2 separate regions of the Mus musculus genome follow, and region 2 is linked to region 1. Evidence: chromatin loops called from intact Hi-C (ENCODE). Cell type or tissue: heart. All regions are shown on one strand.

The links. Peaks named below come from ENCODE experiments on the same cell type or tissue, not always from the same donor. Only the 100,000 strongest peaks of a DNase experiment are listed, where the experiment ranks them.
Region 2: a loop joins it to region 1, with 2.0 times the contacts of the local background. A loop is called at or near these places in 2 of 42 quality-filtered maps.

What each region holds. Positions count from the first base shown.
Region 1 is chr4:95,273,010-95,281,009 of GRCm38, reverse strand. No RefSeq gene overlaps it. Among named protein-coding and RNA genes, the nearest start is that of Gm32240, 69 kb to the right of the region's middle. In heart, no CTCF peak of the experiment used is centred here; DNase peaks (open chromatin) are centred at 2,119 and 4,589; H3K27ac peaks cover 423 bases.
Region 2 is chr4:95,192,679-95,200,678 of GRCm38, reverse strand. Gm12708 (predicted gene 12708) reads right to left here and starts at 7,375. Exons shown (of 4, transcript NR_166673.1): 1 at 7,275-7,375. Gm32240 (a long non-coding RNA gene) reads left to right here. Exons shown (of 3, transcript XR_376399.3): 3 at 3,005-3,435. In heart, no CTCF peak of the experiment used is centred here; a DNase peak (open chromatin) is centred at 7,438; H3K27ac peaks cover 3,783 bases.

The DNA.
Region 1 (8,000 bases):
GTGGTGTCACTCCTGAGCTGGTGGCCCAGGGTTCCCTAAGAAAACAGGCTGAGCAAGCCATGAACAGCAAGACAGTAATCAGAACCCACCCATGGCCTCTGTAACAGCTCCTGTCTCCAGGTTCTTGCTCTATTTGACTTCTTACCCTAATAACCTTGGATGGTGAACTGTTCCCTGGAAGTAGAAGCGAAATAAACCCTTTCTTCCCCAAGTTGCTTGTGTTCATGGTGTTTCATCACAGCAATAGAAACCTTAACTAAGACCACAGTGGTCACATGTACATGGTATGACATAGGTAAAGCACAGTAGGTGGTCTTGTCCTTCCCCAAACAGGCTAAGAGCAGAAACTATTCATCTCTTGTCATTTATTAAGGCGACATTTATTGACCATCTTCTTGATATCACAATAAGTTTATACTATCAACCCAAGCCTTGAACTGTGGAATAGGCACTCACACCACTGCACTGCAAACAGAACATGGAAGATGAACCCCATTGTACAAGCAAAGAGTTGAAACAGAGAACAGCCCTGGACCACACTGGGATTCAGACTCTCCTTGTGCCTGCCCTTTAGTTTTCTCTCACACTTACTTCCTGCACTGATTCTAAAATTGTCTGTAGAACAACAATGTCACTGAAGACACCTTTGGATCTTTAGGGCCTCCATAACCCATGGCAGGCATACATTTATGGAGAAGAGATTTGAATAAAAGAATAAGGTTTTGCATCTAGAGCTCTTGGGTTCTAGAATCATTACTATCTCATGGGAGTTTTAAAAGAGGGAATACTGCCTCACACCCTCTTTGCCTATTTCTGAACAAAACGTGCCAGCAGGTAAAGGTGGGGTTATCTTCAAGGCATACTGAAACTTCCTCAGACTCAACAGAATCCAGGTGAGGGAAATGCCAGAGGTGGAGCAGGCACACCCTAAAATGAGCATCCGTTCAATTCCAAATAGTGGAAGAAGCATGCCAAGTTCAGGCATTGGGCCAGGTAGGTCCAATATGGCAAAGGTGCCTGATAGCAGGGGGTTTCATGTAACACAAGGCGCATGAAGTTATGAAGTATCCAAGAATCTCCTGTTCTGAAAGGGAGACTCCAAACTGACCACATTTGAAGCTCCTACCCCATTCAGGTTAGTCTTGGGCACTCCTACATGTGTGTTAAATCTCTATTCATGGTCTCCCAAGTGATGCAGGAGGCCATTTTTACCCTCACCACCTCCAATAGTTACCAGAATGGAATGGGTTTCCCTTAAAATCACTTCAATATTGTCTCCCATGTCCAATCCCACCCAGTCCTTCCCACAGGCCAGACCCTGCTAGGTAGAAGGGAACAAATTCAGATCTGACCTTTATAGATCGGATATGACAGGTGTGATGTTGGAGGCTAGAATGAATGTCGGGAAGAAGACTAAAAAGATGTAAGCAAGGTCCTTCCAGAACATGGACAGGGATATGACACACAGTTAGTAGAGTTTGGGAAGGCCTCAGAAAGATGCTTGTGTATGAACTGCGCCTTGAAGGTTAAGCAGATGTTTGCCAGCTGGAGAAGGGCATAGAGCAGCCAGAGTCAAGGAGTGGGAGGGGATGTCCAGAGCATGGAAGAGTATAGAGTATGTTTGGGAGAATAACCAGCCACTGAGTGAGAGAACACGGCTGGAACAGCATACCAGAAGAAGTTTCAGGGTTTTCAGATTTTCTTCTGCACATTGCCCTATAAGCAAAGACAGCAGGACTCCCTAAGTCACCCAGGCTCCCAGTGAGTGCCAGGGAAAATGTTTAAGGTATCATTTAACCCAAAGCAAATGTACTATTAGCATTTTTTTTAAATCTCCAAGAAAGAAGAAGAAACAAAAGTTGTTGAAATGTGAAAATAATTAGAGAAACGACTTTCCCAGGGACCAAACATGGCCCACGCTGCGCAGAGGGAAGAACAAACAAACTTAGGGGCGGTTATGAAGCTGTAAAACTCCTTGTTTATTTCTGAAGAAAGAAATAACGTTGGAGCAAAGCCACCGAGCCTGCACAATCATAAATCAAGGCTGAGGCGGTAGGGAAGGAGGAGTAAGCCAATAAATTCAGAGGAAACAACGCTGCATTCCAGCTGTCCCAGGCGGCCTGAGAACCTGCTCTGCTCCGGTTCTGCAGCCCTGGATCACAGCATCCCAAAGTCAGAATGCCCTGCGTGTTCCTTGTGCGCTCGCCCAGTCAGAAAACATTTGGCTCTTCTGAGGGTTGTTCAGTTTTCAGAAAGAAGTGGGGAAAAGTTCTTTCAGAAGGCCCGAGTTCCCCCTTCTTCAGCTGCCTTCTTTCTGCAGGGTAGTTTCAGCCTAACAGAAACCCCCACGAGGCAGGGGGGCACGGTCAGGGCTCTGGAGGGAATTCCCACCCTGTGTGCTCAGAAGGGGAGCCCACGCTTCCATCCCAGACTGCTGGCTTCGGTAAACAGTCTCAGTGGAAAGGTCACCACTGACTTCTGAGCTGAGGGATTTTTCTCAGCTCACACCTCAGGTTTCTGGACAGAGTGGCCTTGTATTGTTTACTGAGAACTTGCTCCACTAACAGCACTGAGCCCTGAGCTGCAAGACACATAGAGCAAGCACCAGGAGCAGGCAAGGCTTCATGCTGGCAACCGGTTTAGTGATGTCCCTGCCTCAGACCTGTATGCTTTATTTTCTGTTTTTTTTAAAGGAGTGTGAACTTACTCCATTGAGTGATTTTACTCCATTGACCCCTACTTCACTCTGAGTCACATAAAGACATCTACACTTTGCATAATCTGCATACCGGCTCAGTACGATTAAACACCATTTTGTACCCTCGTAAGACAGGAAGCTGTGGTTCATTGCTTGCAGCACAAACCTGATGAGTCGGGGACGGTAGGACTCAGGTAAACGTCCACTTTCTATTAGCCACTAAATTCTGTTGTTTCAATAGCCAAAGCCAAAGCCCTGTCTACAGAACTTAAGTGGTTTGGAAACATGGAAAGTGACATGTCACTCAAGTGAATTAAGAGGTGAGTAACCACAATAACAAATTATTCACTGCTAGTTACCGATTACTGGACCACCAATTCCCCATGCCAAGCCCTTTACATATGCTAATTCAATGTGGTGAGAAGGAAGGTGGCAACTCCATTTCAGAGTTTAGAGAACTGAATTAGGGAGGGGCAAGTGTGTGGAAAGGTCACCTCACCCCCCAGAAAAGGAAAGCTATCTTGCTATTAAAGGTCAGTTTTTATATGTCGGGGTCTGTGGTCTCTACAGATGATAGAGAATATATTTGTGGTTTTAAAACTTAAAATGACTAGATTTTGTACTAAATCAGATGCCATCCAAACAGATTTCTACGTTTCTTGTGAATGAAACAAACTTAAATCATCTATATGTTTGTATGTGTGGTTTCTGCATTGTTCATGGAAGTATGTGCACTTGTACATGCATGTGTTTGTGTCAGTATAAAATCCAGAACCTTCCATGATTGTTCTTGAACTACTTATTGAAGATAGTGTGTCTCACTGAACCTAGAGCTCACAGATTTGGGTGTGAAGGCTAGGAGTATACTTGTCTCCACGTGCCCCTCACCACCTCCTCCAATCCTCCATGGTGAAGTTACAGATAGACGTTGTTCCCACCTTTTCTTTGGAGGGGGGATTCTGGGGAAGATGTCCTCATGTTTCACAGCAGCCACTTCACTGTTTGAGCCATGACCCCAGCCTCATGTCTCTATCTTTTGACTCCTGCGTCACCCTATGATGTGAGCAACAGGGATCCCTATTGAACAGCATTGGTCAGCCACACCAGCAGTCGGTACTAGGGGTTGGTGAAAGCCTGGCTATAACTTGTCCCCACTGCATAGCTGCCAGAATTTATCATTCCTTTTCAATAGTCATGTAGTGACTACTGCCCTTTTTTAAGAATAAAATAAGTCTTTATTTATATACATATTCTTATAGTAAAGGGGGAAGCCTTAACTTGCAGGAAAACTCTTGGGCAGTATGTACAACATTCCTTTTATTTCCATGGAATGGAATCAAACACTGACTGAGACCACAAAGTATATACTAGAAATCAGCAAATGCCGGCAACAGAGTAGGAAAATGACAAAGAAATGAAGACTACTGCCTTTTATTGAGCATCTATACATTAAACATTTATTAGCTTTATTTCCAGATGAAGAAATTCTAACTCAGAGGGGAAGTATTTACCCAGAGAGAGCTATAGAAGTGTGGGGACCAACATTTGATGATTTCATGTGTCTATAAGAGTTGTGTGCCTCATCCTTAGTTATGTTGTCTGCGTCTTCCCTCACTGTGTATCTTAGTTTTCCATTTATGTTATGACAAATGACTACACACGCAGACGTTTCCAATACCACACATTTCATTACTCTTTAATAGAGTCCAACTCACCTAAACCAGTGTGGGTGACTGAACTGGAAGCCGTGGCAGCTGCAGAAGTCACAGGAGACCCACGTCCAGCCCCTTCCCAGCATCTCTTACTCATGTTGTTCCTTCATCTCCCATCAGCTGTACCATCAGCTGCTATTGTCTTCCCTCCAAGTGTGCTTCCTGCTTCCTCTAACACGGGCTGCCAGCCACATGTTGCTTTCTCTTCTGTCTGGGCTGAGTGTCCCTCTGGCTCTGTCTGAGGAGAACAATGGGATTGTGTTTGGGTACATCTGGGTAACCCAAGATAATGTTCCCAACTTAGGAGCCAACATTTAATCACATCTTCCTCCCTGTTATGTGATAGCTATAGGTTTCAGAGTTCAGGGCCCAATCAATTTGGGGGATACTTTTTAGTCATCCAAACTTTCTTTCCTCCTGAAAATGGCTTGTCAGATTACTTTACCAAGAGTGGAAATAAGGCTCTGTTTGGCTAGCCACTCTCTTCACTTGTTTCCTTGGTGACTGAAAACGCTACCTCCACCTGTTTCTTCCTTATTATCCAACCTTCTGAATCAGTGGTCTCATTAGTGTTTGATCCTTGGTAATCCTTCCCTCTAGTGCCTAGTTCAAGGCACCATGGATTAGACTCAGGAGAATGGAAGTACTTCCTACAGGGATCTAGCAACAGAACTTTGCAGTGTCCCATGTATATATATATGGGAAGTCACCTCGTGATGCCAAGGGTCAGCCGTTTAGCAGGAAGCTATAAAGGACACCTAAAATTCAGAAGAGAAAGGAGCACATCCCTATCCAGTTTTGAGCACAAGGTAGACTAATGAAAAGCCAAAGGCAGCTACTACATCTGAGCAGCTTCTATAGATTATACCATGTGACACTCTTTCATGTACTCCTCACTTCTATAGGTTATTCTATGTGACACTCTTTCATGTACTCCTCACGTCAGCCCAGGGTGGTGCATATTATGTTTACAAATGAGGAAACTGAGGCTCAACCAGCACAGTCTTGTCTAACCTCTAATCACCTAACTAGAATTGGGTCAGCTTCTACACGACACCCTTGACCTACAACCTTGGCCTTGGGCTCAGTAAAGTAAAAGGAACATGAGTGCAGTGCCCCATGGATACAAATAAGAGGTGTCCACATTGTAATGAGAAGAATACCAGAAACCACATGATGTGAGTCCCCAGATTAGCAGGAGAGGTCTGAGTGTATCAGATTTGACAATATATTTTTGAAGGTGCTCACTCAAGACTTTTAAAAAGCATTTGAAACTAAATATCAAAAATAACCAACTGTGTGGTAAAGGGGTAGATTTACTTTCCCAGCACTTGATGTGACAACTGGCCCTAGTAACGACAAAAGTTCCCCCACCGACTTACCGATATTAATCTTTAGGATCTGCAGACATGTAAAGTAGATACAATTTGTCATATTCTTTTCAAACAGCTGCTCCATTGTCCATCACAGGTTACTTGCTCAGCATCACCAAGTGACTGGTTTAGATTAATGACAACCATTGTCAGACATGTACTGCTATAATGTACAAACCATTTTTAACATTCCTTATTTTTCATTGTCCTTGAAAAATGCTATGTTGAAATAATAGTAATGTCTCCAGAGATTTGCTGTATGTTTTTTGTTTTGGTTTTTTTGTTGTTTCTTTTTTGTTTGTTTATGTTTATTTTTGAGACAGTATGTATCTCTGGCTGTCCTGGCACTCACTTCAGAGACTAGACTGTCTTTAAACTCACAGAGATCTACCCACCTACCTCCTGAGTGTTAGGATTAAAGGTGAGAGCAACCATGCCCAATATGGTATGTCTACATGTGTGCATGCATGTGAACATGTTCTATTGGTGCTGTATAGTTATGCCTACATGTGTGTGTGTGGGGGGGGGGGTCGCATGTTGTATTAGTCAGGGTTCTCTAGTGGTACAGAACTGATAGAACTAATTTATATCTATATCTATATCATCTATATCTATATCATCTGTATCTATCTATATCCTCTTTCTCTTCCTTTCTCTCTCTTTCCCTGTCTCTGGACCAGCAAGTCCAGCAGTGACTATCTACCATCAAAAAAGCAAAGAATCGTATGATTGTCCCACTAATGTCTCAGTTGGTCTTAAGTCTATGTTGGAGTCTTGAAGAAGAAGGTAGCAAAGGCATACCTCAGAAACAAGATAAACTTGCCAGCAAGAGTGAGGGCAAGGAGCAAGAAACAAAAGTTTCCTTCTTCAATATCCTGGTGCTGTCACCAGGTGTGGTTCATATTTAGGGTAGGTCTTCAAACCTCACTGTTGCAGGATATTTGGTAACACCATGAAACCCAAGATTGTGTTATTTACTGAAAAAAAACTGTTTCTAGTTTTCAGCCTTTTCATACACATTTAATCCCTATGGTGGAAATATAGAGGTGACTAGTATACACCTTTAATCCCAAACAATGAAGGTAAGTTTAGTTTGTAGAAGGAAGTACCCATGTTTGAAAGTAATGTCTAATTGAGTGACAAAGTGATGAATCGGAGAAAGATTTGACAGAATGAATCAGAGATAGAATATGACCAGTTCCCATGAGAAGAGAAAGGAAAGGGAAACGACTAAAGAGAGGGCAGCGTAGAGAAAAGAAAGGAGGAAAGCAGTTTTACCAGGACAGTTTTACAGAGACAGACTGAAGAGAGGACAAGCTAGACCCACGTGAAGTCACAGTGAACCAGAGAATGAGAAAGAGCCAGATGATTAGAACATACTGCTAAAGTTAATATGAGGTCAAACAGAGCCAAAGTTTGAGACTGAGAGAGAATCCAGTTTGAATCAGTCAGCTTGGAGAAGAGTTTGAGCCAGACCTTCTGAGCCAGAGATCAATCAGAAAGAGTTAGAAAGGGTAAGTTTATACAGCAGCAAGTCTCAGAGGCTGAAAGCATTCGAGGCCTAGATCATATGGAGGATAGAAGCTTCCAGACTAGGCCTAAGTTATCAGACTGAAGCAGTAAGTCTTGGAGATGACAATTACATCAGGTGAATAAAAGTTACTTTTATACTCACATAACCTGAATTTGGGGTGGGTCTTCCAATCTCTGAAGATCCAGATTTAGGGTGAGTCTTCCACTTCAGATGACTTAATCGAAAAAAATCCCTCATAATTGTGTCCAACTGCCAGGGTTTTAGTTGATTCTAGATCTGGCCATTTTGATAAGATTAGTTATCACACATATGTATGGTACACACATAAGGGGAACACTACATTACATAATTGCATGAATTATGTCCAGAAGCCCAGAGTTGACGTCAGAAGTCTTCCTTGATTGTTTTCCACTTTATTGGTTGAGATAGGGTCTCTAGCTTTACTGAGCCTGGCAATTCCAGCTACTCAAGCTAGCCAGCTTGCCCAAGAACTGGGATTACAGGTAGCTGGCATACTTGTTTGGGTACTGGGGATTCAAACTCTAGTCCCCATGATAGTGCAGTGTCTTAGTTACATTTCTCCAATGTGATCAAACACTAATTATCTTAGCTGTGAAGAGACAATATGATCAAGGCAACTCTTATAAAGACATTTAATAGGGCTGGATTACAGGTTCAGAGAT
Region 2 (8,000 bases), 80 kb after region 1:
TAGCTTGTGTCAAGTTTGCCAAAAACAAATTAACATACTGTGCCTAGCGAGCACATGCCCTCTGTTGGACAGCAGATCTGTGCTAGACACATTCTCCTGTCTCTGGGGCTATTGCTCCAGCAGCACTCTCCTCCCACATCGACATTACCCACCACTGCTATTTGTCCCTGGGACGGGATTGTTTCTACCACAGTATTCATATACTGGTATGTCTTCCACATAAACATGAACACACTTCGTCAAGCTCATATACCCCTACAGCTGCCATCCTGTCTCTTCGCTCCTTAAACTGGCGCATGCCTGCCCTACCTCTGAACCCTTTCATTCTGTGTCCTTAGGTTCACTCTGGTTGGACTCTTGGCGCCACTCCACCTCCTGAAGTGCACCTGTAACCTCTCCCTGTTCTCCACATCGCAGTTTTAGTGGCTCCACACACCCATCTGGTTTCCCTTCAGAATTTGATGTCTTACTGCATCTACCACCCAAGCCTGAACGCTGTCACCTCTCACCTGCATAGCTGTCACATCTCCACTTTTGCCCCCCTCTGTTCCTCTTCTCAACACAGTCCCCAGAAAAGTTCTCTTAAAACACAAATCAGCTCAAAGCCTCTGTTTAAAAGCCTGCTATGTTTGCCTTCACTGCTAAAGTAAGAAACTTTAGAAACACCACAGTGACCAAGAGGGTTCTGTGTGGCCCATCTCCTCTTCCTGTCACCACACAGACCTATGTTTTCCTTTTGCCCCCACTTCCTCCATCCTGCTTCTAAGAATTGTGTGCTTTCTCCTCTCAGAGACAAACCAGAGGCTGCCTAGCTCCCCTCAAGTCTCACCTCCAGGTCACCTTCAGAGCCATCCTTCCTGATTCCCACTTTAACTGCACACTCTACCCAATGGCTTTTCCTGCTCTATCTCACTCCAGTTGTGACATCTTGTCACTTCCTACCTCTGCCTCCATGGCAGCGCTTTAGGGGTTGCCATAACCAGGCCTGCGGGGTTGCCTAGCACTATCACCAGTCACACGAACTCCATACCAGCAGGGTGGCTGGACAGATCTGTTCACGGACTGATTCATCTGAATAGATTTCTGTGGGCTTTGTCTTACTCTGTTGGTGGAGGGGAGGAAAAAGCTGCCTCTTAGCAGCCATGTGTGTGGCTATGTCCTGGGGCCCACAGGGTGGTGAGTGGAGCTTTCCAAGATCTTACAAGTACCTGCCAGACACACAAGGGAAGGGAAATGTGTACTAAGAGCTTCTAATGCTGGGATAAAACATCATGACCAAAACGCAAGATGGGTGGAAATGGCGCATTAGGCTTATGTTTCCACACTGTAGTCCATCACTGAAGGAAGTTGGGACAAGAACTCAAACAGAGCAGGAAACTAGAGGCAGGGGCTGATGCAGAGGCCATGGAGGGGTGCTGCTTACTGACTTGTTCTCATGGATTGCTCAGCCTGCTTTCCTGTAGAACCCAGGACCATCGGTGGCAGGCGTAGCACCACCCACAGTGGGCTGGGCTCTGCCCTCGATGATCATTAGTTAAGAAAATGCCTTACAGGCTGGCCTAGAGCCTGGTCTTACTGAGGCATCTTCTCAGTTGAGATTTCCTCCTTTCAGATAGCTCTAGTTTGGGTCACGCTAAAATAAAACTAGCCAGCACGCTGCTCCAATGCCACTCAAATTTGGCTCCGTAATAAAGTTTCCTTTACTCCCTTTGAGTTGTGAGAGTTAAGGGATTTTTGTTTTGTTTTGGTCTTACATCAACAATGCCTTCTCTTCCATAGCCCCTTCCAGAGGGCCCCCAGCCCTCCAGCCCAGTCTGACTCTCAATACCATCTCCAGGCTACCCGCTAAGTCAGCAAAGGGGACACACTTGCCTCCCTGTGGTATGTGTTCTCCCTCACACTCCACACTATAAGGAACAGCCTTTCTCCTGCTGCCCACTGGGAAACGATCTCTAGCCTACCTATGCCCTTCTTAAGGATCCGTTGTGGTAGGTGGTTGTGTGACTTCTCTTCTCACAGAGATGTGAAACAAGTTCTTGGGCTGGGAGTGACAATGCAGTAGGGCTTATTGAGGCATACAGGGTAGAGGGGAAGGTCTGAAACACATAAGACTGGGAGAACAAATGATGGAGAGAAGCAGAGTAGCTTCCCAGGCAGGACATGGTGGTTATCTGCACAAACACAGCAGTACAGAAGGAGGTCGCCATGACCAGGCCTGCGAGGTTGCCTAGCACTATCACCAGTCACGTCAGAACGAGAGAAACTGTATTTCAGGGAGAGATTGTGAGAGAAAGGAGAAACAAGCTATAGAGAGGCTAACAGGAAAGCTCAGGGGCCCAGTTCTGAAATGTGTTGGAAAATGTCTGGTGATGGCCTTGACGTGAGAACTTTCCCTGAATAGCTCTTCCAGAAACTTCCATGCTCTACCACTTTACAGGCTGAGACAGTCTCTCAGGCTTGTTTCCGCATCACCTCAGTGCATAAGTACACGAAGAATCAGGTGTTGTGTGTCTTTACTTCTCGGTATCAGAGAAAGCTCACAAATGAACAACAGTTGAAGGTGTCGCTTTAATAAAAGCCATACCATGTTCTGTGGCCATCACACACCCTCAGTGTGTACATCACTGTACAGAGACAATTTCACAGCAGGAAGTTTCGTTCCAGTCTTTCAATAACTCTACAAATAGGTGCCCATCCACCTATTCACATATTTACTTGGTCAACAAAAGAAGATGTAATTTGTGTCAGGTGCTGCCAGCATCAGAAGGCAGGAAAACACAATAGGCCAAACCCCTGCCTTTCTGCAGCTATCATTTCTGCAGAAACTATTGCCATTCCCATTTTCTAAATGGGAAGACTGCGATCTAAGCACATGATGGGGGGCTGCCTGATGCCGAGGGCAAGAATGGTTTTCCAACAATTCTAGGTACTACAAGAATGATGGGTTTGTCAATGATATATCTTGTTCCTTCTCTCTCTCTCTCTCTCTCTCTCTCTCCCCTAGCTTAACAACAAGTAAAGAGAGACTTGGCAGAAATCCGAACCCTGGGACTACCTTGGAACTCCTCCCCTGTCTGATGTGTGTGTGTTTAACAACAATGTGAGAAATACCTTCCAGGTCTTTTCTTGCTGGCTCTGCGAAGAGGAAGCCACCCAGCATTGTGAGCACTGCACAGCGTCTGCTTGTGTGCAAACCCGCAGGCATTTTTAGCAACTTTGGGGAGCAGAAAGAAAAGCTGTTGGTTTTGTTTGCACATATTTCTCGCCTCTGCAGAAGGCTCCTTGCCACCCGGCAGCCTCTGAGCTGCCACTTAGGAGTGATGTCTCCATAGCTCCTGCCTGCAAAGCTGCAGGTAGCATGTTGGTTTGCCTGCTCTCCTCCCAACACCCTCATCTGGAAATAAATCTTATCATAAGGTCATAAAGGCCCTTGCCTCCGGAAGCTGGGGCTGTGTGTGTGTATGGGGGGTGGGGGAGGGGAGGTCCTTAGGCTTCAGAAAGGCCAGCCTACCTGCAAAATATTAAGCTGGATGGGGGTTGCTTGGAAGATATAGAGATTCCCTAGAATTGGAAGGAGATAGGTTGGAATCCCAGCTCTCCACATTCTCAGCTGTAAAACCATTGACAGGTAACTGATCTGCTCTTGTTCCTCCAGCATTCTTTTCCCATCATTTGGACTATTAGTACATTATCCTCGGGGATTGTTAGGGATACAGGCTACTGTGCCCAGATAGCAGCCAGCACTGAGACAGCACACATTTTCTTTCCAGTAAATTGCACAAGCTGTTCAGCAGCAGCAGCAGCATAAGCACAACTATTAATATGTTATTAATTTGTGGGTGGCAAAGTCAAGAATTTGGAGAACTGAGAGTCTGAAGTCCTTAAAGCAAGGATTGGGTCCTAGACACCCTTGCACACCCAATGTCTAAAAATAACCTAGTCATGGGCAACTGCACAGTTAAGTTAGAGACACTGTACTAGATGAAGGGAGAATTGACCAGACCTTGGAATGGATAGTTCAAGGCTGAGTAAAAAACACACAGTGTATATTTCTCAGGCAGTAGACTGTCATCTCTACCTGTATTTGCACTTCATTTAGACTCCCAAGGCAGAATGTATTATTATAATTTATATTTTATAAACTAGGAAACTGTCACCCATGACCGATCGGTGTCATCCAGATGAGTAAAGAGGTGTTTGGCTTCTTAACCCACAGCCCAGCCTCTGCCCTGCCCTGCCAAGACCTGTTGTGACCTACTGTGACCTGCTGTGACCTGACAGGAAGAGTAAGGTCTGAGGTTTCTTCTTCTAACCTAAATGAGTTCCTGCTTGTCTTGGTGTGCTCCTTGCTATCAGGAAGAACATGGCTTCCTCCCTACAAAGACCTCAGCAAGTGACTTTCAAACCAGCCATGTTATCATTTCTGGGGGTTATCACCAGAATGTTTGGCTTTCCCCAACAATGGCCAGATACCGAGAGTGGAGAGGAGGGCTGACTATTTATCATCCACCATTCTGCAAGTAAATATGCCCAAGGGAAACAAAGACCCCACCGAAACCTTTCTCTCTTGGGAAAGATACTCTAGCTCTAAAACTGAAGAGAAGAAAGGATGAATGAACCAAACAGAGGCACCAGCTTCCCCCACTGCACCAACAGGAACTTCCTTAGGATGTCACAGCAGACTATAGTCATACCCCTCAGTCAGAGAGAAGAGATTGCTTGCCCACTGCTAGCCCTAAGTGAAGAAACCATGAATGGAAACTGGAGACATTCAGAAGATTGCCTAGTGGGTTTCAAGCAGCTAATTAACCCAGCAGGCAGAAGTGTCAATGTTAAAGGAAGCTTTTGTTGGAGCAAACTGACTGTGAAGGTCAGATCCGCTCCTACTTGGTGGCCATCAGCAAGCCAGCCATGTCTGTGAGTCTACAGAAAGAGAACCAGAGTCCTGCTCAGGCAGACAGTGGATGAAATGGTATTTTGCATATAAAGCCAGAGTCCCGCTATAAAGGACACACATCTGCTGCACTTGTTCCTTAGATCTCCAAATATTTATCATATGTTAAAATAGGGGACACCTTGAGGGCGGAACAGTGGAATATATCTGTAATCCTAGCACTTAGTTTAATAGCTGACAGCAGTCCCTGTCTGAAAAATTAGAAAGAGAGAGGGAAGAAGGCAGGGAGGGAGGGCTGGAGAAAAGGAGGCAGGGAGAGAGGGGAGAGAAGGGAGAAGAAAATGAAGAAGTGCCCTGCATAGTTTTATGTCAACTTGACACAGCTAGTGTCACGTGCTTCCATAAGATTTACCTGTAGGCAAGTTTGTAGTACATTTTCTTAATTAGTGATTGACATGGGAAGGCCCAGCCCTTTGTTGGTGGTGCCACCCCTGGGAAGGTGGTTCTGTGGTGTGTAATAAAGCAGGCTGAACTAGCCATGGTAGCAAGCTAGTAAGCAGCACTCCTCCATGGTCTCTGCATTAGCTCCTGCCTTCAGGTTCCTGACCTGAGTTCCCTCTGTGATGGAGTGCGGCATGGTACTCTAAGCTGAAATAAACCCTTTCTTCCTCAAGTTGCTTTTAGTCATGATGTTTTATCACAGAAATAGAAACCTTAACTAAGATAGAGAGAGAAAGCAAAAGAGGGAGGGAGGGACAGAAGGCGTAAGAGACAGGAAGAGAGAGAGAGAGAGAGAGAGAGAGAGAGAGAATGAATACACACGTGTATAGTTTTACTCACCATTAGCACCAGAGCTGTAAAGAAGACCCACTAAAGTAAACCAGCTAGCTAACTGCCTGTTCTGTTAGCTGTCTACTGAGTCTAGCCCTTAGAACTGAGTCAGCACTTAGAACCCCACGACTCTGCCTCTGGCCTCTGCATGTGATCTTCCTTCAGATTAGATCTTCTGCTCTTCTCTCTCTCTCTCTCTCTCTCTCTCTCTCTCTCTCTCTCTCTCTCTCTCACACTCTTTTTCTCTCCCTCCCTCTCCCTCTCCCTCTCCTCTCTCTCTCTCTCTCTCTCTCTCTCTCTCTCTCTCTCTCTCTCTCTTTCTTTCTTTCTTTCTTTCTTTCTTTCCTGCTGGATTCAGAAGAGACAAGTAGGCTAGACTTCTACCCACTGTAACTTCTAGCCTGGATGACAAGACAGTTAAAGAAGTGAGGACAGAACTACAGAGAGTATAACCAGCATGAAAGGGAGATAGGTCCTCCCAAACTGCCCTCCAAGATTACTATTGGGTGGGGGTACTCCAGGCACTACCTGATGCTTTTGGAAGACTAAGCCCCAAGTTGGCAGACTTGCCCATGTGGCAGGCTCAAGGATTTGTCAGCACACCTTTGTCAGGAGCAGTTTTTGTGTCTGAGCCAACTTAGGTTGAGCTCTGAGAGATTAGAGATGCACCAACCCATATCTTAGCTCCCAACACAGGCATGCTCTGTTCAAGGTTTGCTGAATGAAGATGAACAGAAATGGATCTCTACTGGGACTAGCAGATCTCTCCCTGTGAAAGATAGGAATGACCAGTCAGAGTTAGCTTTCTTCCTCTGTGAGATTCTCTGTTTGTACCTCTCAAGGAATTAGAATTGTAAGTGCCAGCAGGGCAATGGTGATGCATTCCTTTAATCCCAGTACTTGGGAGGCAGAGTCAGAGAGAGAGAGAGAGAGAGTGAGAGAGAGAGAGAGAGAGAGAGAGAGAGAGAGAGATATTAAGTAAGGGTCCTTCTCCTTCTACCTCATCCTCACCCCTGTCTTCATTGGTAGAACCCTTTCATTGGCTGGCCCGGAACTCAGAATTCACAGATGATACAGAACCAAAACATCTGAGCATCCCTGAGACTGGCCTGGATCCTCGTAGCTGGTCTCTGTTCTCTCCTCCTCCAAGGAGTCCAGTTTGGTAGGCGAAATCTACATCTCCTCTCCTGTCCTCTCTAACACAGAGTAGGGCTGTGAACTCCATGTTCATTGTCCAGAGTTTCTAAGACCAGCTGTCTCAACAGAGGATAAGGACACAGATAAGAACCAGGCAGACTGCAGGGCAGCCAGGCTCTTCCAAACACGGTCCTACGTGTGCTTCCTTCTGTGAACCTCCTTTCTCTCATTCCCACCCTTCCCTTGCAAATTAAAAACAATTCTGGGTTGTTAGCTATTGGGTAGCAAGTCATGGTTATAAATAGATATCAGTTTGAAGCACAGTCTTTTTGCTCCTCACAACAAACCTGTGGGGCTGGTTTTAGTAAGCGCTTCATAATACGAGTGGGCTCTGAGGAGACAAGTTACTCACTCATTCCTGAAAGACAACCACCACGAAGTCCTTAGACACTCCCTGGGCTGGAGACCACACTCTCTAGCAAGTTTACACGTCAAACTCCACACTACACATGCGAGTTCAGAGGGCTAGGAAGCAAGCAATCAGCAAGCACCAGGCTTTGAGCCAAGTTGGTGTGAGCCACACCCAAGCCCGTGCTTGGGTCCAGCATACACACTCCCTGTCTGAAAGGCCCTTTTCTTACTTCCTCCTTTGAAGTTCCTCTTCCTGCTTCCTGCTTGAAGCTGGGGGAAAGACAAGAGGGACTGGAACACAAAAGCTGGTTGCTGATGCTCATACCATTTTGGCAAATAACTCAACCACTCTGTCTTAGTGTTCTCAGCACAGAATTGAAATTCTATAGTAACAGTCCCAACAAGTGTTTTAATAAGGCTTAGAATAGTATCTAGTATATAGTAAGTAGGCAGTAATTGGTAGCTGTTATGATGTATGTATAAAAATTCCAGTGATGACAGCTTTCTCCATGTCATTACAGTCAAGCCCCTGGCTTGAGGGCTTTGTTATGGACCTTCTGATCACAGCTTAAAGAGAGGTTGAAGCCCTGTCTATCTGCACTCTCCAAGGTAGAAGACTTATCTGTCCCTTCCTGCAGACAACTTTCCAGGAGAAGGTGATGAGGCCACCCCCTGTGTGCTGCAGACTCTTGAGGACCTACTGTCCCAGCCTGTGCTTGCAGCTCTC